3 separate regions of the Homo sapiens genome follow, and regions 1 and 3 are each linked to region 2. Evidence: chromatin loops called from intact Hi-C (ENCODE). Cell type or tissue: heart left ventricle. All regions are shown on one strand.

Region 1 (8,000 bases), 290 kb after region 2:
AGAAATCAATGTATTTAACCATCCCCATGAAATGAACAATTATATGATTGACAAAATCATTTCTTCTAACACCACGAAATAGCTATAAATTTATATCATGCTTTTTCAAATAGGACTCTATTGATAGGGAAAAAATAGCAGTAATTGGACATTCTTTTGGTGGAGCAACGGTTATTCAGACTCTTAGTGAAGATCAGAGATTCAGGTAAGAAAATAAGATAGTAAAGCAAGAGAATAGTAAATTATTGGAAGAAATTATATTGTGAGATATAATTTTTTATTCAAATTCTTAGTGAAGAAGGGATCTCTTGGAGTTTATAAGGCTATTCTTTTGCCCCCATAAAATACTCTATATACATTTTCCTAGGCTAAAACATCTACCTCTCCTGCTATTAAAATCTCCCCCTACTCCCATAAGTTTTCCCTCATTATTCTTGTTTACCCAAGGGGTTAACACTTTTCACTGAAAAATTTATCTTTATATAATTTTTTGTGACATAATGATTGTGATAATAATATTGTCATCTTAACAGTATTGCCAGACTTCTCCAGTGGGCAGGACATTTTTTAATTAGGTTTTTCCCCCTTCCACCTTTAAGATGGAGCTGGATCTAAAATTACAATTATTTGGGTAAGAGTTGGGACAAGACCCCAGTTTTCTAGCTTGCAGGAACATTTTCTTTCTTAAACCTTCATTCCAGACTGATGAGATCACATAGAACCAACCGTACAGAGAGTGGGCAGGATCATTTTTGAAACTTCACCTCAAATTTCTTAAAAGTCCATTTCAGTGTAAGAATTCTCTTCTTTGATCCATTTACCAAAAGATCAGGAAACATAGGATAAACTTACTTTTAAAAAGGAAGTTAGTTTCATCTTCAAATGATATGCTCCATATGTTTTTCTTCAACCCTCAGACAGTTTTTCAGCTGAAGTGCCTCTAAATATAAAGTAATGGGCCCAATTGTTACTCTAATAAAGCTATAATAAATACACTACAAGGTGCATAAAAGCTCTGAAAACAAAGGTGTATTTATTATACTTTTTCAGATACTCCACAGTGTTGAAGAAATTATTATGTATTCTAAAATTTATTTTGAATAAAAAGTTTTAAGGATATATCACTCAAATGGTTGCAATTCCTAAAGGCATATAAAGAAAATGATTATATAAAATTCCAGGTCTGCTACTTTACAAAGTTAATCATATCCCTTTCCCACATTGAAGTATGATACCTCTTTATTCCAATGAGATAACCCATAATAAACTGGTATGGTGCGTGTCCACCAATCCTAGCATTATTAGGATGTCCTCAATGTTGGCTAGTATGTAACCAGTTTAATTTCATCATTGTCAACAAATATCTACAGATGTGGTATTGCCCTGGATGCATGGATGTTTCCACTGGGTGATGAAGTATATTCCAGAATTCCTCAGCCCCTCTTTTTTATCAACTCTGAATATTTCCAATATCCTGCTAATATCATAAAAATGAAAAAATGCTACTCACCTGATAAAGAAAGAAAGATGATTACAATCAGGTAAGTATTAGTGACTTATTTCATTATGTGAAACAAACTTGAAGCTTGGGTAAATATCAATCGATATCATTTGGTAACTATTAAAGAATTGCTGAATTGGTTGTTTAGACTTTCAATAAGGAGAGAATTAGATAATCTCAGTTTCTAAGTACATTTAGTCTTACTCTTTTTAAAATGGGAATGTTAACGTATATAGTATATATACTGGTTATATTAGTCTGTTCTTGCATTGCTATATGGAAATACCTGAGACTGGGTAATTTATAAAGAAAAGAGGTTTCATTGGCTCACAGTTCTGCAGCCTGTACAGGAAGCATGATGCTGGCATCTGCTCGGCTTCTGGGGAGGCCTCAGGAAACTTACAATTATGGTGGAAGGCAACCGGGGCATGAGCACTTCACATGGCCAGAGCCGGAGGAAGAGAGGGATGGGTGAAGGTACTACACACTTTTAAATAACCAGGTCTCACAAGAATTCACTGTCACAATGACAGCACCAAGGGGGATGGTGTGAAACCATGAGAAACTGCTCCCATGATCCAATCACCTCCCACCAGTCCCTGCCTCTGACACTGGGGATTCCAATTTGACATGTGATTTGGTGGGGACACAGATCCAAACTATATCACTGGTAATTAAAATTAGCATTATACTACATGCTACTTCAATCTAAACACCAGAATATGCCTACAGATTTTTGGGGGTAGAGCTAGGGGGAAGTATTCCATCATTAGGCTGGGGTAGGAACTCTTTAAAGAAAAAGTCAGATTATCGACTGAGACCTGCAATATACTAACCTGTTGAGAAAGAATATGAGTTTATAAATTCCCCAAAGCTATAATGGGGTACCATGACGTGTTGGCAATTCTTGTATCCTGGAGGTGAAAAAGAACTCCTGATAAGGTTTTGAACTCTCGATGAGATATTACAAAGCAAAGATGGACCTGAACTCACCCCTTTCCTATCTGAAATCTGGTTTATTTAGGAGAAGAGAAGAGGCAGGAAGGAAATATATGGAGTATAGGCAATAAACACTATGGGCTCAGAGAATAGAGGGGTCTCTTCCAACAGAAAAGGATTCATAGATGACACTAAAATTGGATTTTGTAAGATCAAGAGAGTTTAGATAGTAAGGAAGGGTTTAGGTATTTCAGGCAAGGACTTCATTTAGCTTATGTGTATGTGCAACTCTTTCTAATTCTAAAACGGAAATAATACAGAACACCTAACCTTCCCTCAACCCTATTTCCTTACTAAGCTCTCACCTTTGCTTTTGTCCCTTCTCTGCTAGAAACCTTCAAAGAATAGCCAATATTAGTCATTGCATGTGCTTACTTCTATTCACTCTTTGACTCTTGTGGTCTAGCTTCCTGGGCCCCCACGGGCATGCCAAAACAAAGACACTAAAGGCCTGCTGCCTGCCACACCAGCAGCCTCTTCAGAGTCTCAACCTTGCTCTCTGCATCTGTTCAACATTGCTGACCACCCCTCTTCCTGCTCCCTTGGCTACTATGACCCACCTCTTTGCTGCTTCTCCTGTCATTTATACCACTCCTTCCATTTCTTCTCCTCTGGCAGTTCTCTACAGTCAGATCATCCAAGCTTCTGCTCGCAATTCTCTTGTATTCCTGCTGTTTATCTTCTTTATGTTTCTGACATTCAAGTTTCCTACTACAATGTGGGGAAGAGTGAGAGGGAGTTAAGTGGCCCTGTTTTGAGCTTAGATGACTAAAAGAATGATGGGTTGCTTATAAGAACCAGCAGAGTCAAGAGGCAGAGCAGCTTTGGGCAGGACTGGGAAGATGTCTTTTAACTTCACAATTTCTTAGCTTGAGAACTGAGGAATCTGTACACAGATGTCTGGCCACACATTGGATGATTACATAATTTACATGATAACACAGATGAAACATTTGAAGTAGAAGAGATTGCAAAGTGAGAAAAGAGTTGGTCTGCCAGTAGAATCCTAAGGAATGCCTACATTCAGCCAATGGGAAATGGGTGAAGAGCCAGTGAAGAACATAGAGTGGTTAGCGTCAGAAGGGAAGGTGCAATGTTAAGGAAACGTAAAGAAAAAAAGTGCAAGAAGGCCATCAAGTGTCAAATGTCCCAGTGGTGGTAGAAAACGAGGACTTAAAAAAGGCCATTCTATTTGACGTTAGGCTATTGATGAATTTACAGAGCAGTGCAAATGATATTTATAAAGTGCTTACAGTTTAATACTGGGAAAAGTGGTGTTTGAAATCTGTTTCCTCTAAGGCTTAAATCTAAAGTGATTTAAATTTAAAGTGACTAGCATCAAATACATACCACGTTCAGTGGTGAGGGCAGGTAGCAGGCTCTGGCTCTGAGTTCAGGGACCCTTCAATACAGAACACATTCCAGTATTCAAACTGGAAGTATTCCAATTCACTAAAAAGCAAGAATCATTTCTTCTAAAATCAAGATACCAAGCAAGAACAAGATTCTTTGAGTTGTATTTCTAGAGGGAAGAAGAATATACTCTGGGATCCCTAAACAAACAGCCTGTGACCCTTGAAACACATCTAAGTAGATCAAATTACAAGTTTTATTTCTTCTTTGGTTTTCAGTAAACAGACCAACAAGACCAGTACCTTTCTTACACTCTAACTAAAAAAATAATAATTTTATCAAACAATGTGACTTTTAAATGTCTTGTTCTCTTTTAGGGGTTCAGTCCACCAGAATTTTGCTGACTTCACTTTTGCAACTGGCAAAATAATTGGACACATGCTCAAATTAAAGGGAGACATAGATTCAAATGTAGCTATTGATCTTAGCAACAAAGCTTCATTAGCATTCTTACAAAAGCATTTAGGTAAGAAACTATTTTTTTCATGACCTAAACCAGATGAATCTCAGGACAAAGCTGTCTATCTTAATACAGCTTTAGTACTATTTAAACTATTTCCAGTTGGTTTACAATGGAACAAAGCAGTATATCAATTTGAAAACAGAAATTTGAGAAAGTCAATTTTGCTGCTTTACATCCTCTATATCATAGAAAGCAAATCCAACTGTTAAAGGTAATATTCTTTGTATGAAGCCTAGAGTGGACTTCCATGTTGAGGATACTGACAGCAGGTTGCCTCACTCCTATCCCGTTTGCATTCAGCTGCTAAAGCAGCCATGAGGCAGCTGATACAGAGCACATCGTCTCTACCATCCTAACGGAACTTGTGTAATTTGTAAATCTTTATTGCCACCTAGGGGCACCAAACTGTTTAATGCTCTCAAAAGTTTAATATGTTGATTAACACTTTATATTTTATAGGACTTCATAAAGATTTTGATCAGTGGGACTGCTTGATTGAAGGAGATGATGAGAATCTTATTCCAGGGACCAACATTAACACAACCAATCAACACATCATGTTACAGAACTCTTCAGGAATAGAGAAATACAATTAGGATTAAAATAGGTTTTTTAAAAGTCTTGTTTCAAAACTGTCTAAAATTATGTGTGTGTGTGTGTGTGTGTGTGTGTGTGTGAGAGAGAGAGAGAGAGAGAGAGAGAGAGAGAGAGAGAATTTTAATGTATTTTCCCAAAGGACTCATATTTTAAAATGTAGGCTATACTGTAATCGTGATTGAAGCTTGGACTAAGAATTTTTTCCCTTTAGATGTAAAGAAAGAATACAGTATACAATATTCATATCAGCCTAAATTTTAATTTTAAAGATGATTCCTTTTCAGTGTCGAAGTTAAAAACTGTTTTTACATTACTTTGACAGACAAGTAGATTAAAACAGGCAAAATCCCAGTGAAAACCTGTTGCAATGATACAAGACTCCCTAAACATAGAGTAAAAAACAATTTCTTGCCTTTTATTATCTACTATGGGCAGTGGAGTTTAATTATAGCAACATGATATTCTAGGTAGAATTTGGCAGCTCTTCTCTTTGACTTTTGGTCACGGTAAGAAAAATTAGAACAAGCAAAAGCCATTGTTTCAGCACAGGATTGGTGGTACTACACAATTTCAAATGATGACTAAAAGGAGTAGAGAAGGGTTAAGAATATTAGAGATGAGGCAAAGGCAGTGGATTAAATTGGTAATTTTTTGACACTTTCTTTAATTCTTTAAGGCATTCTACTTGCTAAAGAAAGGTTCCACAGGTATTACAGCATATAGCAGGGATTCCAGTTAGAATACATTAGTTACTCACACAAAGGCTGTGAAGGATAATAAAACATTCAGAATTACATTTAGCTTCTTCATATTCCAGTTAATTTTATTTAATGTTTTCAATTCTATATGTAGTAGTAAAACAGAATAACACGATTAAATGGAGGTAAAAATATAGCTTAAGAATTTATACTTATAAATATGGGAATCATGGAAAATGATTTTATTTCCCAGGGGACATAAAAATTTATACCACTCATTTGGTACCCTAGTCCTATCTTAGTGGTGTCAGGTGCAAAGTCACTCATTCTGAGAAATTTTACTTCTGTAGCCATTCAGATTAAATTTTTTAAAATAGGGAGTTAAACTCAGCTTGAAATTGAAGGCTTCCTATAATCTGATCCTAATGCATCTTCTCTGAGCTTTGCTTCTGGCAATTCACATTATATTATCTATATGAGTAAGCCAAACTTGTCTATTCATTATTCCAGGAATAAGTAATATACTCATCTACCTCAATTACTTTTAATGCAAACCTCTCTCCCTTCTACTTACGGAAATTATAATGGGTTTTTAAGGTTCATAATTCTATTTCCATTAGGCTTCAGAGTCTGATAATGCTTCACAGAGATACACCTTTACCCCAGTCTCATTTAGCAAACCTTTTCCCTATTCATTTTAGAAATAAGCATTCCAACTGTATGGATGTCCCATTCAACACTTTTTTGTTTGTTTGTTTTTTACAGTCTTTTGTTGGTGGCGCATGCTGATGCTGAAAGGAGAAAATAACTATTGAAAATATCTAATAAGTTAAGGTTAAAAAGAAATAACCTAACATAGTGCACACTGAGTATTTTTCAGGGTAAAGAAAGACACATTTATCAAATGCCTACTCCTTTTCAGGGACTTTATATCAATTATTTCTCATCTTAAAAAAACACTGCAAGAAAGGTTTTATTATCACCACTTTACAGATGAAGATCAAAGTTCAAAATATTACATAATTTGCCCATGTCACATATCTGTTAAGCAGCATATAGCTCAGATCTGTTTCTAAAAGCTAAGATCTATGCTTTGCAAAATCATGTTTAAAAAGTCATGGGCTTCAAAGTTAGGTAGGTCTGGGTTTGATCAAGCCTCTGAGACTCATCAGCTATCTGACCTTAGGCAAGTTATTTAACCTCTTTATGAAGCTTCAATTTTCTCACCTATAAAATATGGATAATATTGATATGCACTTCAAAGTTGATGAATAAAGTGAAAAAATGCATTTAAAGTATAAGCTAAGTGACTAATACATAAGAGCTAACATTTAATATTACTATGCTTTCCCCAATCCTCCATTACAGAGGAGAGATGGAACCAAGTATATTTAAGAGTTCTATTTCCTTTTTAATAAAATGAGACCATCATATTAAGGATAAACTTTATTTAAGGATAAACTTTATTCAAATCTTGTATTAGAATACTTCCAAATTCAAACAGAATGTTAGTCAAATGTTTAGACAAACAGGCAAAGATTCAAAGTCAAGACAAAAATTCTGAAGGAGATCCTGCTAAAAAGCTATCCTAAGTAGAATCAAATAATGTACTTGTCATGAGCCCTTATTTTTCTATTTTAATTTAAACACTGTATTTGAAAGGTACCAAAATAGTTTTTGAAATGTAATGTGTTAGTAAACTGTTTAGCAAAATAAATCCTCCCAACTAATTAGAAACGTAAGACAATAAAGACGAAAGATCCCAGATCTGTATATATAACAGGATCACTATAAACACACCCCACCATCAACCTGAGACCTAATTTGTTTTCCACCTATATAGAAGTTTTTGAAAATGACAACTTCTTGTGGTTACATGTTTTCAATTTTCTCAAATACTCTGTTGGTCTGCGTAAGATGCCACTTGTTCAAGGGCAGCTTCTGACTGATTGGCCACAGCTATAGATCCACGGTTAAATCTCCATCACCTCCAAACCCCTTTTCTGAAACAAAAAGAGAAAAACTTCAAACTGAGAAAGAAACATACAAACAAAAAAATTTATTTCCATGGGTGTTACCATGACAAATGTAATGTTCTCTAAAAGGGAGAGGGGACAGATGAGTATTCTAATTACTATAGGGCATTATTTCTATAGAAACAATGTTTTATTTTCTTATTAATATTTTGGTTCTCACACTGTACCATCAAATCAAGTTTCTCTAAAAATTATGAAATTGGCATATTTTATATTTTGCTAGAGAATGGTGTGAACAAGGCTGATAATCAATTAGTTCTTTTTCCTTTTTGATTAGTATATATTTTTCACAT
Region 2 (8,000 bases):
AAATGCTTCAATAGAAGGATTGGAAGATAAAGTTTAGGAAATGATCTAGAAAGTAGAATTAAAGAAAAATAGATGTAAAATAGAAAAGAGAGGATTAGAGGACAAAACCAAGAGTTTCAAAACTTGAGTACAGTTTGCAGAAAAAAGAGGAAAGAAGCAGAAGGAAGGGCATTAAAGAAATAAATGGAGAAAAAAATGTTATCACTAAGAAACATGAGATTCTCTATTGAAATTTCCCATCAAATTCTCAGTAGGATGGATGAAAGTAAAACCATAGTTAGACACATCATTGCAAAATTTCAGATCACAGGAGACAAAAAGAAGATCTAAACACTTTCAGAGAGGAAAAAAAAACAGATTTTATACAAAGGGTCAAAAATCAGAATATTATCAGAACTTTCCACAGTAATATTATAGGCTAGAAAACAATGAAGAATACAGTCAAAATGTTGAGGAGAAATGACTGCAACCTAGAAGCAACTAAATGTGAAGAAGAATAAAGATATTTTTATGCACGGAAGTTTTCAATAAATTTCCCTCCAATGCTCCCTTTCCTCAAAATTGTTGAGGAATATGCCATGCCATGCCATATATGGGAGTAAACCTAGAAGGATGAAGACATGACCCCAGCAAAACAAAGGATGCAATAGAAAAGGAAGCAGAGGGAATAGAACCTTTCTGATGGGGATAAAGGGAATTTCCCAGACAGCAGTTACAGGGCAGATCCAGGCTGGATCTTCAGAAGAGATTGCTCAGAAAAAGAAAAACAATGCATCTGAGTGTTATTTAGAAGAGGTTTACTTACTGGAGAAGGAGAGTTTGGGGATGAATTTTGATTAGAACACATATATTCAAGCAAGTAAAAAGAAAATACAACATCTAACAGAAACAAAAAGCTGTACAGAAAAGAAAAAAACAGAGCATACAACCTAGCTCAGCTATTAATAGAATATAAACAATCTCAATAATGTGAAATGATTTTGATATAACCAAACTAATAACAATGTAACTATATTGAGAAGGTGGAGACTAGAGAGTGTTTTGGTGGGGGGAGTGGATGGCAAAAGAGATCTAAATCAAACTTGTTCAACCCTCTGCCCACAGGTTGCATGCTGCCAAGGACGGCTTTGAATGTAGCCCAACGTAAATTCATAAACTTTCTTAAAATATTGTGAGTTTATTTTGTGATTTTTTTTTTTTTAGCTCATCAGCTATCGTTAGTGTTAGTGTATCTTATGTATGGCCCAAGACAATTCTTCTTATTCCAGTGTGGCCCAGGGAAGCCAAAAGATTGGACACCCCTGATAAATCTTCATTCTTTGCTTTTGTAAATCAATAAAAGTGAGAAACCAAGAAGTAGTATTATAATCATGTTATTTAGAAATAAGTGAAAAATACCAAAAGAACCAGCTAAATCAGTTCAAAATACTTGTCTCTGAGAATCAGGGAATCACAGAGTTATTTGACTCTTAAAATCATATTCACATGACTTTCATTAAACATAAATAAATGGTGCACGCACCTGTGTGTGTTGTGTAAATTGAAGGAAACATTCAGGATATCCTAAAATTAGAAGTCGCTTTGATTTATTTGCTTGAACTTGGAGGCTCAGTGCTCTCCACTCTTATGTGGTATTAGTCAGCTGCTTCAGGTCTTTGAGATGCCTATGAGACATCAATTTGGGATGTTAAGTGAGTCACTGGGTATACCAACCCATTGTTCAAGGGAACTTCTGGGCTGGAGATACATTCCTGGGGTCACCAGCATAGGGATGGTGCTTAAAGCCATAGGACCAGAGGAGATAACCTAGCAGGGACTGGTGGAAAAGTGAGGAGATCCTTGGTGTACCCCACCATTTACAGAAAGGGAGAGGAGCGGAGGAGGATCCGGTAAAGAGGTGTGAGAATGAACACCCTTGTGAGGTAGAAGGAAAACCAGGAGAATGTTATGTCCTAGAAGCTCAGAGAAACATTTCAAGAAGGTTTTCAAAGACAGCAACTGGGTTAAATACGGCTGAGAGTCAGGGAAGATGAGGCCCCTGACTTGACTATTTGAGTTTGAAACATGAAGATCATTGATGTACTGATATAATAGGACCTCAGAGTAAGAAATTCCAGTGTCAGGAAGTTTCACCTAGAACTCATGTTTAGACTTTGCATAGCCCTCTATTGAATAAGCTCTTCCAGATCTGTAAAGAATTATTTTAGAAAGATTAATTTTCTCCATTTCTCTTACGCTTCCAGAACAAATGAAGGGGCTGACAGAGGGTCACTCTGTAGTTCAGTGTTTATCAGACTAATGCAAATGTTGGTAAAAGTCCCATTCTGTTTCTTTCCAAGTGGTTCTTTTTTTTTAAATTATACTTTAAGTTCTAGGGTACATGTGCACGACGTGCAGGTTTGTTACATATGTATACATGTGCCATGTTGGTTTGCTTCACCCATCAACCCTTCATCCACATTAGGTATTTCTCCTAATGCTATCCCTCCCACAACCCCCCACCCCCCGACAGGCCCCAGTGTGTGATGTTCCCGCCCTATGTCCCAGTTCTCATTGTTCAATTCCCACCTACGAGTGAGAACATGCAGTGTTTGGTTTTCTGTCCTTGTGATAGTTTGCTGAGAATGATGGTTTCCAGCTTCATCCACGTCCCTGCAAAGGACATGAATTCATCCTTTTTTGTGGCTGCATAGTATTCCATGGTGTATATGTGCCACATTGTCTTAATCCAGTCTATCATTGATAGACATTTGGGTTCATTCCAAGTCTTTGCTATTGCGAATAGTGCCGCAATAAACATAAGCGTGCTTGTGTCTTTATAGTAGCATGATTTATAAACCTTTGGGTATATACTCAGTAATGGGATCGCTGGGTCAAATGGTATTTCTAGTTCTAGATCCTTGAGGAATCGCCACACTCTCTTCCATAATGGTTGAACTAATTTACACTCCCACCAACAGTATAAAAGCATTCCTATTTCTCCACATCCTCTCCAGCATCTGTTGTTTCCTGACTTTTTAATAATTGCCATTCTAACTGGCGTGAGATGGTATCTCATTGTGGTTTTGATTTGCATTTCTCTGATGACCAATGATGATGATTTCATGTGTCTGTTGGCTGCATAAATGTCTTCCTTTGAGAAGTGTCTGTTCATATCCTTTGCCCACTTACGGATGAGGTTGTTTGGTTTTTTCTTGTAAATTTGTTTGAGTTATTTGTAGATTCTGGATATTAGCCCTTTGTCTGATGGGTAGATTGCAAAAATTTTCTCCCATTCTGCCTGTTCACTCTGATGGTAGTTTCTTTTGCTGTGCAGAAGCTCTTTAGTTTAATTAGATCCCATTTGTGTATTTTGGCTTTTGTTGCCATTGCTTTTGGTGTTTTAGTCATGAAGTCCTTGCCCATGTCTATGTCCTGAGTGGTATTGCCTAGGTTTTCTTCTAGGGTTTTTATGGTTTTAGGTCTAACATTTAAGTCTTTAATCCATCTTGAATTAATTTTTGTATAAGGTGTAAGGAAGGGATCCAGTTTCAACTTTCCACATATGGCTAGCCAGTTTTCCCAGCACCATTTATTAAATAGGGAATCCTTTCTCCATTGCTTGTTTTTGTCAGGTTTGTCAAAGATCAGATGGTTGTAGATGTGTGGTGTTATTTCTGAGGGCTCTGTTCTGTTCCATTGGTCTATATATCTGTTTTGGTACCAGTACCATGCTGTTTTGGTTACTGTAGCCTTGTAGTACAGTTTGAAGTCAGGTAGCATGATTCCTCCAGCTTTGTTCTTTTTGTTTAGGATTGTCTCGGCAATGTGGGCTCATTTTGGTTCCACATGAACTTTAAAGAAGTTTTTTCCAATTCTGTGAAGAAAGTCATTGGTAGCTTGATGGGGATGGCATTGAATCTATAAATTACCTTGGGCAGTATGGCCATTTTCACGATATTCATTCTTCCTATCCATTAGCATGGAATGCTCTTCCAGTTGTTTGTGTCCTCTTTTATTTCATTGAGCAGTGGTTTGTAGTTCTCCTTGAAGAGGTCCTTCACGTCCCTTGTAAGTTGGATTCCTAGGTATTTTATTCTCTTTGCAGCAATTGTGAATGGGAGTTCACTCGTGATTTGGCTCTCTGTTTTCTGTTAATGGTGTATAGGAATGCTTGTGATTTTTGCACATTGATTTTGTATCCTGAGATTTTGCTGAAGTTGCTTATCAGCTTAAGGAGATTTTTGGCTGAGACGATGGGGTTTTCTAAATATACAATCATGTCATCTGCAAACAGGGACAATTTGACTTCCTCTTTTCCTAATTGAATACATTTTACTTTTTTCTCTTGCCTGATTGCCCTGGCCAGAATTTCCAATACTACGTTGAATAGGAGGGGTGAGAGAGGGCATCCTTGTCTTGTGCCGGTTTTCAAAGGGAATGCTTCCAGTTTTTGCCCATTCAGTATGATATTGGCTGTGGGTTTGTCATAAATAGCTCTTATTATTTTGAGATACATTCTGTCAATACCTAGCCATCTTGCGACAACCTCAAGTGGTTCTTCTGTGGAAAGACAATCTGCATTTTATAAGAAGGCAGTAGGCCTATACTGTACTTACCCTTATCAAACTTCAGGGGGCAGTCCAGACCAAGAAATAAATCCTGGACAACTTCCTTAAACCTTAAATACACCTGAAATTCACTCTTGAATTTGAGGGTGCAAAAGGCGTTTTAATCTCACCACTCTAATTAAGGGCAATCTGCATTGTTGCTGCTTTGGTTTGTATAATAAAGGAGATTAGGGATCTGTAACTGTAATAGCTCTGTTTCCTGATGGCAAACAATGCCTCTGTTTCCTGGATTTATGCCCAAGTGTGCTGGTAAACACTGAAGACTGCTTTAAGCAAAGCGGGAAGTAGCCATGGGTGTCACGGAATTTTTATCTGCTAGAAAAACAGTGTTTTTGTTTATTATTATTATTATTTGAGTCGTATCAATGGGTTATACCTTGGATACCTTGGGCAAAACAGAGTTAATTCAAATATGTGGTTTGAAAAATAGATTAGAAATATTCTGTGCTTTTTGGATTCATTTCTTACTTTGGGAAGGAATAGTCTGGAAAATTTTATATAGGTTTGTCAGCCTAGAGCCCCACTTCCGTGGATGAATTACATAAAACTGTTTACAGATTCCACTTTGTACCCAAGGTCTTAGGGTGGAGGGAACAAAATAAAACAAACAAACATAAAACAGTGACTTGAATGCAGTACAGAGATTTGCGAGGTCCCCAGGGATTGGCCTGGAACGCTCAGGGCTGCTTTGCAGTTAACTCCTCAGCCTTCACCACTGTGGCGTGGGCTCACCTTAGCAAGCTCCCCTCCCTTGTTCGGAAAGCCTCCCCACTGACCTCACCTCAGGAAGCAGCAACAGATTATATTTTATCCATAGATGTGTATCCCTTTTGGAGAGAAATTGTACACTGGGGCTGTCTTTTAACAGAATAACATTCTTAACACCACGCCATGAGGTAATTTTTCCATATCCTTTATCTGAGAGTCTCCTGCTAACCTGGGCAAAGTGGAGGAGGGGTGAGACTGGAGAAAAGAACTAAAAGAGGTGATGGGGAAGAGTCCCCCTAGTTCACTGATTACCATGAATTCTCCCATAGGGGGTCCACATTTCACCTGGCTTGATCTTAACCAAATGTGCCCAGTTGTATTTCCTTGATTGGCTCCTGTGGGGGAATGGGGAGATTTTTCTGTGGGACAGGGAGTCTTTGGGAGACTTGGGGTCTAGCTTCTTCCTGTTGTCTCCTTGTATTTCAGTTTCCCATCTGTAAAACCACAGATCCACATTCATCTGATAAGCTTAAAGGTCTCTTCTATCTCTGACTTTCTATAATTCTGGGTCTCTTCATGAGTATCACGCTGGGAGAAGAGAAATTTATCACTGAAGAATAGCAGCCCAAATGGGTTTGGCAAGACTTTATCTTGCTGGGTAGAAATTGTAGATAAAACATTGCCAACAGCTACATTATGCCAACCAAATGGGAGGCAACGCCCCTTTGGAATTCTGACCTGATGTTCGAAACCAGAGCAAAGGAGTTCCTCAGTGTGATGTGCTGCCAAGGGACACATTGGATTTGTGGATAAGGTTTCCTAGTTCTTAGATCTCAGCCATATCCCTGAACACGGATGGGCAAGGCAGCTTTGAATTCCATGACAACATGCTGCTGGGCACTGCCAAGGATAATTCTTCACAGCATGAAAGCTTTGCCTGGCACTGGTGATAATGTGACTCTCTCTTCCTGAGGTAGTCTGGGCAGGAGAGCCAGCCCTATCTGTCTTCTACTTCACCACATTGTGGGAAATGTTATGCAGCCACCCCTTCCCCAACAACTAATTTAAAAAGGGTGAAATAAAAAAGTCACATTCGTGGAATCACTTCTATCATCTATGCTGATAATTGTTTACATATGAAAGTCTGCAACAATATGAATTTCTCATAGCCTGCTTTCTCTTAGACCAGAGAATGGTTCTCAGGAGTATCCCCAGCGGGCAGCATCAGTGTCACCTAGAACTTATTGGAAATGCCAATTCTTGGACTTCTCCCCAGACCTTCTGAATTAGAAACTCCAGAGCAGAGCCCCAGGGACCTGTTATTTTAGCAAGCTCTTTGGTGACTCTGGTGCACACTCAAATTTGGGAACCACTGAGATAGGGAATGTTAGAGACCAAGGGCTGGAGGTTAGGATCAGCAGAATTGTGAAGCTGGAGAGTAGGGGATGGGGGTGAGAACTTGTTTCCATTTTATTTTCTATTAGCAACACTTCTGTGAGCATCAGTAAGCAAGAAAGTCTTGGTAATGATGTGAGCAGAGAAGTGATTAATGCTGGGTGGTAGTATTCTGGAAAATGTAATAGAACTGTTAAAAAGAAAGAAATGGGTTTGAGGCCTGCTTCCAACACTTACTAACCATATTAACTTGGTTACATTACCAAAGTTTGGTTACTTCATCTGTAAAGTTATTGTTGAGAGTACATGAGAGAAGCCTGAAAGTTCTTAGGATTCCGGTATTTAGTAAGCATTCAACAAATGGTGGCTGTTATTTACATTAATGACACTAATGTTAATAATAAAACATGAATTCTATAGAACATCATTACTACTGAAAAGCAATGTGCATAGAGGAAAACACAGTCTTTGGGGACAATAGACAGAGTTCAAACCTCAATTCTGTTACTGACCACCTTGGACAGGCCATCTTATTCCTTTTTATTTGTAAAATGAGAAAGATGACATTTACCTTGCAGGGTTCTTTGGAAACCTAAATGGAGGTAAAGTTAAAGCAGCTTGTTTGGTGCCTGTAATATGATAGGCAATCAGTAATTTTCTTTTTACTTCCTCTTTTTCAGAAGAAAAAATAAGCCCAAATTTGTAAAAGTATGGTCAGTGGGCCATGAATGTTTCAGGCAAAACATTCCTTTAAGGGTATTTTATCCAGATGGCTTAGGCAATGCCTGCTCAATTTTACAGAAGAAGCATACAAAAGGCCAACAGGCATATGAAAAACTGTTCATTATCAGCAATCATTAGGAAAATGGCAATCAATACCACAATGAGATATCATTGGACCCTAGTTAAAATGGCTATTATTAAAAAGACAGCAAGTAACAAATACTGGTGAGGATGCTGAAAAAAGGGAATGTCAGTGCACTGTTGGTAGGAAGACAAATTAGTAGAGCCACTCTGGAAAACAGTATGGAAGTTCCTCAAAAAATTTCAAATAAATCTACTATATGATCCAGAAGAATGAAATTCTGCCATTTGCAGGGATATGGATGGAACTATAGAACATTATATCAAGCAAAACATGCCAGGCACAGAAAGAAAAAGATTGCATGTTCTCACTCATATATAAAAAAGTTAATCTCATGGAGGTGGAGAGGAATGATGGCTACCAGAGATTGGGAAGGGGGAAGACAGATGAAGAAAGGTTAGTTAATGTGCACAAAAATATAG
Region 3 (8,000 bases), 570 kb after region 2:
TGATAATCAGATCACAATAAAAACAATGAGATAATAAGGTACCCATAATTAAATTACAAAATGTATAAGGAAACAGGTTAATGATTTATACAAGTAGATTTAAAAAATGTCTATCGAAGGTGAAACCCTGAGTATTGACTTCAGAGAGGAAGGGTCAGTATTCTCGAGCTAATAAGTCCATATTATACCAAGGAAGAGGAAAGAGCTCACCAGAGTTGTGGATAAGAATCAACCTTCAAGAAGGAGGAGAAATAGCTTGGTCTCATCTTGTCTCTTTTCTGTTCTCTCTTGCTTTTTTCTTTGTTCTATCCTCTACAATATTGAAAAGTGTAAAATACAAACACTATAGGATTGGCCATCTAGAGTCCTGGGTTTTAGACTTGGTCTGGTCTGCTATAATCAACAGTGTGATCTTAGACAAGCCACTTGGCCTCCTGGGACCCCAGTCTCCTCATTTGGAAATAAGAAGGCAAATTATCTTAAGAGTCCTTTCTTAGGCTGATTCTTGGAATCACCTAAACAATCCACAAATACTAGGACTTCCTGGAATAAAATTAGGAATCCAGATGGTCTAATACTAATGCTTAGACCCACTCCTTCACCAAGGCACTAGATACCCCAAATGAAACACCTGGACCTCCCCAGGAACCAAGGTCCTCTGGATCCTCTGGCCTGACAGTCACAGGAGGATGGTCTGAGATAAGTCTGTCTGGTCCTAAAGTAATGCATACTTGACAAGAAGTTGGTTATCTTGACATAGCATTACTCCTTGTGAAAAATGCCCTTGAGAGCTTTGTTTATTCTCTTCACCTCCTCATCAGTAGTACTGTGCTAACATTTCTGTTATTCATCATGTTTTAAAATTAGCTTCTTAATCCTCTTAATATTTTCAACTTCTCTGCCTTGAGATAGGCACCCAGCCTGAACTTGGTTTTCTGCAGCCTTTGTACAGCATATAAATAACAAGAATGGATTGTTCCCATAGCCTTGGCTTCTTCACTAAATTAACTACATTTACTCATTACTCTTATTTTTGTTCTTGGTGGAATAGACCTAAATTTTCTCAACTAAATTTGGCTTTGAAATTCTATGGTATGTTCTTTATCTCCATTCACTTTGATGTTGGTAGCTTTTTAAATCTGTTTGGAACATGTCTTCCTTCGTTTTTAAAAGCATCCCTTTTCTATGAGGCTTTGGCTTATTTTCTTTTTCTTTTACTAGCTTCTCTTTCTTCTCTACTCCCTGTCTTAGTCCATTTGTGTTACTATAAAGGAATACCTGAGGTTGGATAATTGATAAAGAAAAGAGGTTTATTTGTTGTTCTGCAGGCTGTATAGGAAGCATGGTGCCAGCATCCACTTCTGGTGAGGGCTTCAGGCTGCTTCCACTCATGGCAGAAGAAGAAGGAATACAGGGATCACAAGGCTAGAAAGGAGGCCAGAGAGGGCTGGGCCGGGGAGGTGCCAGGCTCTTTTTTACAACCAGCTGGCAGGAGAACTCTCGCAGGAACTAACAGTGAGAACTCACTCATCCCCACCACCCAGGGAGGATATTAATCTATTAGTGAGGGATCCTCCCTCATGACCCCAACACCTCCCATTAAGCCCCACCTCCAACACTGGGGATCAGATTTCAAATGAGATTTGGAAGAGTCAAACAAACCAAACTGCAGCACTCCCTAAGGCATCTATTCTTATGGTCCTATACGTAGCTCACTTCTTATTTCTAAATAATTATTTTCCTTGGAAATTATATTTACTAACAGTTTTCTATCTCCTTTAAGCAGATGATGTTTATGTTTTGATATTTATTTATTTTTATCAGCTGGTTACTTTCATCATTCATTAGCCATTTATTGAGTACCTATTATGAATTATGTACTGTGCTGGTACTAAGGATATAAAGATCAGTGACTTTCTCTACTTTTAATGAGTTCTAATGGAGTCTCATTGAAGTGACAGACACAGAGTTAGATAATGCCAACCCAATATAACATGCTAAACTAGGATGTTAAACAAACTGCTTTTGGAACCTGGAGAAGTGAGTAAATGACCTCTGAGGACTATCAAGGAAAGACTTCCTGGAAGAAAGGACATTGGCAGTGGGTATTAAAAGTTGAGTAGGAGTTTGTGAGTTGCGACATCTCCCAACTTCCTTCTGCTCTGTTCACTCTGATGTTTCACTGTCATCTTAAATTTAACATGTCAAAAGTCAAATTCTTTATCTTTCACCCTAAATTACTTCACTCACTTGAGTTTCCTATTACATTATTCTCTGAATCATCCTTTTGGCGTTTTTGTCTCTTTCCTCTCTGTTGTCCTGCTGTCAGCCACAAAGTCATCTGCGTGCTTTCTTCATTTTTTCATTCAGTTGTTCCCACTGCCCCAGACACTTCATACTCTGCCACCTCCTGTCTGGGTTATTACAGTGGACTCCAGCTGATTAATCTGCCTAAGTTTACTTTCCCCATTTAATCTGTTTTGTACATCATTGCCCATTGCTCTTTTTTTGGATATCAGTTTGATTCTGTCACTCATCTATTTAGAAATAATGGCAAACTGGCACTTGCTCAATGCTGGGATGGTTTGTGAAGTAATTTTAAAAAATGTTATCTCATTTCATTATCAAAACAACTTTGTGAAATAAATACTGGAACTTACTGAATATCCTCTAAATTTAGAATTCAGTAGTCTATGAGCTCCTGTAACCAGGGATGACATCATGTTCATCTCAGCCTCCTTAGTGCCTAGCACAGTGCTGATTCATAAATGATGTTAAAAACACATTATGGATTCACTCCTGCCTAGTGTCTGTGCATCTTTATGTGCCCAGTTAAAAATAGTTGATCAGGCTGGGTGCAGTGGCTCATGTCTGTAATCCCAGCTGTTTGGGGGGCCGAGGAGGGCAGATTACCTGAGGTCAAGAGTTCGAGACCAGCCTGGCCAACATGATAAAACCCCATCTCTACTAAAAGTACAAAAAAAAGTAGCCGGGCCTGATGGTGGGTACCTGTAATCCCAGCTACTTGGGAGGCTGAGGCAGGAGAATCACTTGAACCCAGGAGGGGAGGTTGCAGTGAGCCGAGATTGCACCATTGCACTCCAGCCTGGGAGACAGAGTGAGACACCATCTCAAAAAAAAAAAAAAAAAAGTTAATCAGAAGACATTGAAATGACATTATAAAAAATAACAGGACAGTTTTGCCAATATTTCCAGTGCTGATTCCACACCCTGCTCAGCAGTCAGAGAATCACTTCTTCATGCTGTGATTACTGCTGTTGCTGAACCGCTCTTGAGCCTGAAGATTCCTGATGGATTCTTAACAGTCAGTGCTATATAGATACAGAACCACTCCTTGCAAATAGCTCCCCTTAATGATGCAACCAAGACTCTTGCACACGGTAGTCTGTATTATTCTTAAAATCAGACTCAATTTAATTGTCTTGCATGGATTTTAGTGATACGATGATAACTAAAACATTTGTTTAAATGCTCTAGTCTTTCAGGTTTTGTTTTTTTTTTTAATGTGAGGGTTGTATGGCTTATAATCTGTACTCTGTTTATCTGCCTGTCTTAACTCCTAACTTCATAGGAAAACTGGTTGTAGAAGGGATAATATTAAATATACTTAAAAATATTAATGAAGTAAAATAATTTAAGTCTTGTCTGCGAGAATTTGAAATTTTAAATCTGACAACACAGTGAAAAGGATCTGTCTACTCTTGTCTGGCATGAACCAATTTGGGTAAAAAGACTACATGACTTTTTTGGTTGTTAATGTTTTTATGAAATCATAGAATATAATCTATACTGAATTTTGAAAGGCAGTTTGCCAACACGAAGAATAAATGAACCAGCAAACTATTTAGAAATGTGCTTGACTTATTTATGTTCTTTCTCAGCCAAAATGGTTTGAAGACGTGAGGCTTTCTTTCCAAGAGTCCCTGCTGCCATCTGCTGGTCTTCATTATTCAGCAGCCAACTTCTAAATGGAGTCTGGATGACATGGTTCCATGAGATATGATTTTCAGGGGAAAAATATTTTGTAATTTTATTATATTTTAAAAATAGAAGTAATACTAAATTGAGATTAAATAAACAAATAATCTGCTTAGAACAATTTATTTTTATAAAATCTTGGGCAAAAATTTAAAACAGGGTCCCAGGGAAAGTCATCTTTCTCATATTAACATGTACCTTCCGTGGATGAAATCAGGTGGTTTGAAGCTGTGATAGATTGGTTTTGAAGTGAAGCAAGCTCCAAACTCCGGTACTCTGTGTGTGGATGAGGAAGAAGTTGGAATATTGGGAGAAGAGCATACTAGGCCTTCTAAACCGGTGGTTCTCAAGCTCTAGCAGAATCAGAATCACTTGGAAGGCCTGTTTGAAAAAAGGTTGTTGGGCCTTATCTAGTGGTATACTATTAAATGCTTTACAACTGGCTTATTGGTTAAAAGGCCCTGATGTGTAGCATTTGCTGACTTCCATGGTGTAAATGCTCCCGCTGTGGCTGGTTTCAAACTTTCCACATGGCATCACTAAATGTAGGGTTGAGAAGAGATGTACTGTAGCTCACTATTACGTCGTATTTTCACCATATGCCTACAATATATGCACACGGCCTGAAGAGCACAGATTGTAGCCAAATTATGTTATTTTCTTTTTTCTTTTGGGCTTTTTTTTGCTATCTCGGCTCACTGCAGCCTCCGCTTCCCAAGTAGCTAGGACTACAGGTGTGTGCCGCCACGCCCAGCTAATTTTTATATTTTTAGTAGAGACGGGGTTTCACCATGTTGGCCAGGATGGTCTTGATCTCCTGACCTTGTGATCTGCCCACCTCGGCTTCCCAAAGTGCTGGGATTACAGTCATGAGCCACTGTGCCCGGCCAATCACATTATTTTCTAAAGAAGCATTGAATTTTGAGTATTTATTATTTCTGTCTTAATCCATTTACCTGCAACTGTATATATATATATATATATATATATATATATATATACACACACACATATTTTAGAGATGATTATATTTAACAATCAGCCGATAAAATTCCTGGAAATTTAAGCCACTCCCCCAGAGTGGATGGGAGCTGGCTCCTAGCACATGACTAGTTCCACCTGTAGAGTGTCTGGTGTGGGTCAGTGGGTCTGGGGACACTGAGACTGGTCAGACGAGAATGACAAAAAGATCCACGTAGTCATTAAAGGGTGGTTACAAGGCACTGATTGTAAGGAGGGGTGGGATATGAAATCCAAATTTTGTAAGGAATTGAGGACGTGGAGCAAGTTACTTTGATTCTGGATGGCGAAAAAGTGGCAGCTTTAATGATTAGAGGGCTGAATGAAGTGGAAGAATTTTTGGAAGGGTCAGAGAGGAATATTTGAAGTGTTTATTATTTCCGTTTTAATTGATTAACTTGCACATTTATATAACTTAGTTTTTAGTGATGGCTTTAGAGTTTTAAAGTGTTTGCTTTAAAAATTCAGGTTGTTTGTCTCTGACCTTATAATGGACGTTAGATACCTAAAGTATAAGATATTTTGTTAAGATAATGTTATATTACTATATTATCATAATTTTCCTTTCTTGAAGTTTAAATAAGGATAGTGATAATAATCTCATATATGATTAATGTCAAATGATGTACAAAACAAAGGTGGGATTTGTGAGAGAACATTGGCATTTGCACCAGACAGCTGGATTCAAGTTTCAGATTATTCATTTAATAGCTGTGTGACTCTTATCACAGTAAAAATAAATAAACAAATCTAAGCCTCAGTTTTCTCATCAGTGAAATAGATCTAATAGCTTCTGCAATTAAGTATTGCAAAAATTAATTGTGTGTGTAAATTACCTGGCACAGTGCCTGGCTCTTAGGAAATGGCAGCTTTATTTTTATTGTAGTAGCATTAGACCTGTCACACAAATACTTAAGACAGCGTTTTAGTTCGTTTCTCTGAAATACACTACCCCCAAATGAAATTGAATATGTTGGATTATGTCGATAAGATTATATATAAGGAATTAGAGAAAACTGGAACATCAGTGTTTTACCCCAGCTCCTGTATTGTTTGGGGAACAGACTTCAGAAAATGGCCAGAGGAGTAATGGCAACTGAATGATAGAGGGATTCTTTCCCTGCAGTTCTTGGTTATCATAAATGAAGAGTGTCCTGCTTTTTATCCAAATTGATATGTCCCTTTCTTGGTTTTTTAAAACTAAATTTTAATCTGAGTTCATTATCATAATCTTTCTTCATCAATTTGTTTCTCTTTATTGACTTTTTAATCAGGAGGCTTAGAAACAAATTATAGCTCTTAAAGAATAAATCTTACGTGAGAGCTCTTTGAGGTAAGATATGCACATCCAAACAACAGTGAGATATCATTTTTATCTCTCAAATATGTGAAGTGAATGAAGCTAACACTCAGTAGGGGAGAACATGTAGTGAATCCTTCATGAAGGATTGTAAATTGGTACCTTTCTGAAAAGCTGTTGGACAATACAGCAAGAGTCATAAAAATGCCCATGAATTTTGACATAGCATTTTCCATCTATGACACATGTATTCTCCATCTATGCATTTACTTGAAGGAAATAGTAAAGCAATATTGGACAAAGATTTAGGAACAAACATATTCATCACAGTGAAAATAGCAAAATAAGTATGGAAGAAATAAAGTCTAGCAATATGAGAATGGTTTAAAATGATGGCACATTTATGCAATGGTAAATGCTGTAAGATTGAATTTTTTGGACAAAAATTATAAAACTGAATGTTTTTTATAATCTCAGTTCTATAATAAGCACAGAAAAAATTTTGGAATATCTATCAAAACATTAACCATTGTTATCAGTATGGTAGAAAATCAGAGCAGGACACGGTGGCTCATGCCTGTAATCCCAGCCCTTTGGGAGGCCAAGGTGGGCGGATCGCTTGAGCCCAGGAGTTCGAGACCAGCCTGGGCAACATGATGAAACCCCATCTCTACAAAAAATAAAAACATTAGCTGGGGATGGTGGTACATGTCTGTAGTCCCAAGTCCTAGCCACTCGGAAGGCTGAGGTGGGAGGATTGCTTGAGCCTGGGAGGTTGAGGGAGCAGTGAGCCATGATTGTGCCACTATACTCCAGCATGGGTGACAGAGCGAGACACTATCTGAAAAAAAGAAAAGAAAGAAAAAGGCAATCAGACAACTTTCATTTTGTTCTTATTTAAAAAGCTATCTATTTTCCAATATTCTACAATAACAATGTTTATTTTTATATTAAAAATGAAACTTTAAAGGATGTTAAACTTATTGAGGAAGAAGGTACCATACTAGATCCTTCCACTTTTGACCCTCTTACTCTTTGCTTACAATAATTGAATTTCTGCCATTCCTTCATTATTGGAATTGCTTGCTTAGAGGTGATTGGTGCCTTAAGTGGTCAACTGCAAAGACCTCTTCTTAGCCCTTAGCTCACTTAATTTTTTACAAAATCTTACTTAATCGATTTATTCTTTATTCATATTAAATAACAGCTTTATTGAGAGATAATTCATATACAGTTATCCCTCAGTATCCATGGGTTCTGAATCCATAGATTGAATCAATTGTGATTTGAAAGTATTAAAAAATACTGTGTCTGTACTGAACATATGCAGACATTTTTCTTGTCGGTTATTACCTAAACAATACAGCATAACAACAATTTACATAGCATTTACATTGTACTAAGTATTATAAGTAATCTACAGTTGATTTAAATGATCCAAGAGTTTGTTAGTAGTTATATGCAAATATTACATCATTTTATATCACAGACTCAAGTATCCATGGATTTTAGTATTCATAGGAGATCCTGGAACAAATCTCTCACAGATATTGAGGAACGAGTGTATATGAAATTCATTATTTTGAAATGTACAATCATTGTTTTGTCCTTCACATGCTCATCTTTTTGAACTTCTATGACTGGGCATCACCCTAGTTTATTTATTAATTTTTTTTTAAAA

Evidence for each region. Peaks named below come from ENCODE experiments on the same cell type or tissue, not always from the same donor. Only the 100,000 strongest peaks of a DNase experiment are listed, where the experiment ranks them.
Region 1: it touches region 2 in a loop (5-fold over the local background); 9 of 110 quality-filtered maps call a loop at or near these places.
Region 3: a loop joins it to region 2, with 5 times the contacts of the local background. A loop is called at or near these places in 21 of 110 quality-filtered maps.

Annotation. Positions count from the first base shown.
Region 1 is chr6:46,701,532-46,709,531 of GRCh38, reverse strand. It overlaps TDRD6 (tudor domain containing 6), which reads right to left. Exons shown (of 4, transcript NM_001010870.3): 4 at 5,213-7,674. The coding sequence ends at 7,645. It overlaps PLA2G7 (phospholipase A2 group VII), which reads left to right. Exons shown (of 12, transcript NM_005084.4): 9 at 114-205; 10 at 1,371-1,541; 11 at 4,231-4,379; 12 at 4,836-5,331. The coding sequence ends at 4,972. Among named protein-coding and RNA genes, the nearest start is that of TDRD6-AS1, 17 kb to the right of the region's middle. In heart left ventricle, a CTCF peak has its summit at 4,758 (motif pointing left); no DNase peak of the experiment used is centred here.
Region 2 is chr6:46,987,727-46,995,726 of GRCh38, reverse strand. No RefSeq gene overlaps it. Among named protein-coding and RNA genes, the nearest start is that of ADGRF1, 51 kb to the left of the region's middle. In heart left ventricle, a CTCF peak has its summit at 4,606; no DNase peak of the experiment used is centred here; H3K27ac peaks cover 1,011 bases.
Region 3 is chr6:46,415,696-46,423,695 of GRCh38, reverse strand. All of the region lies in intron 2 of RCAN2 (regulator of calcineurin 2), which reads left to right. Among named protein-coding and RNA genes, the nearest start is that of RCAN2, 72 kb to the left of the region's middle. In heart left ventricle, a CTCF peak has its summit at 3,971 (motif pointing left); no DNase peak of the experiment used is centred here; H3K27ac peaks cover 3,403 bases.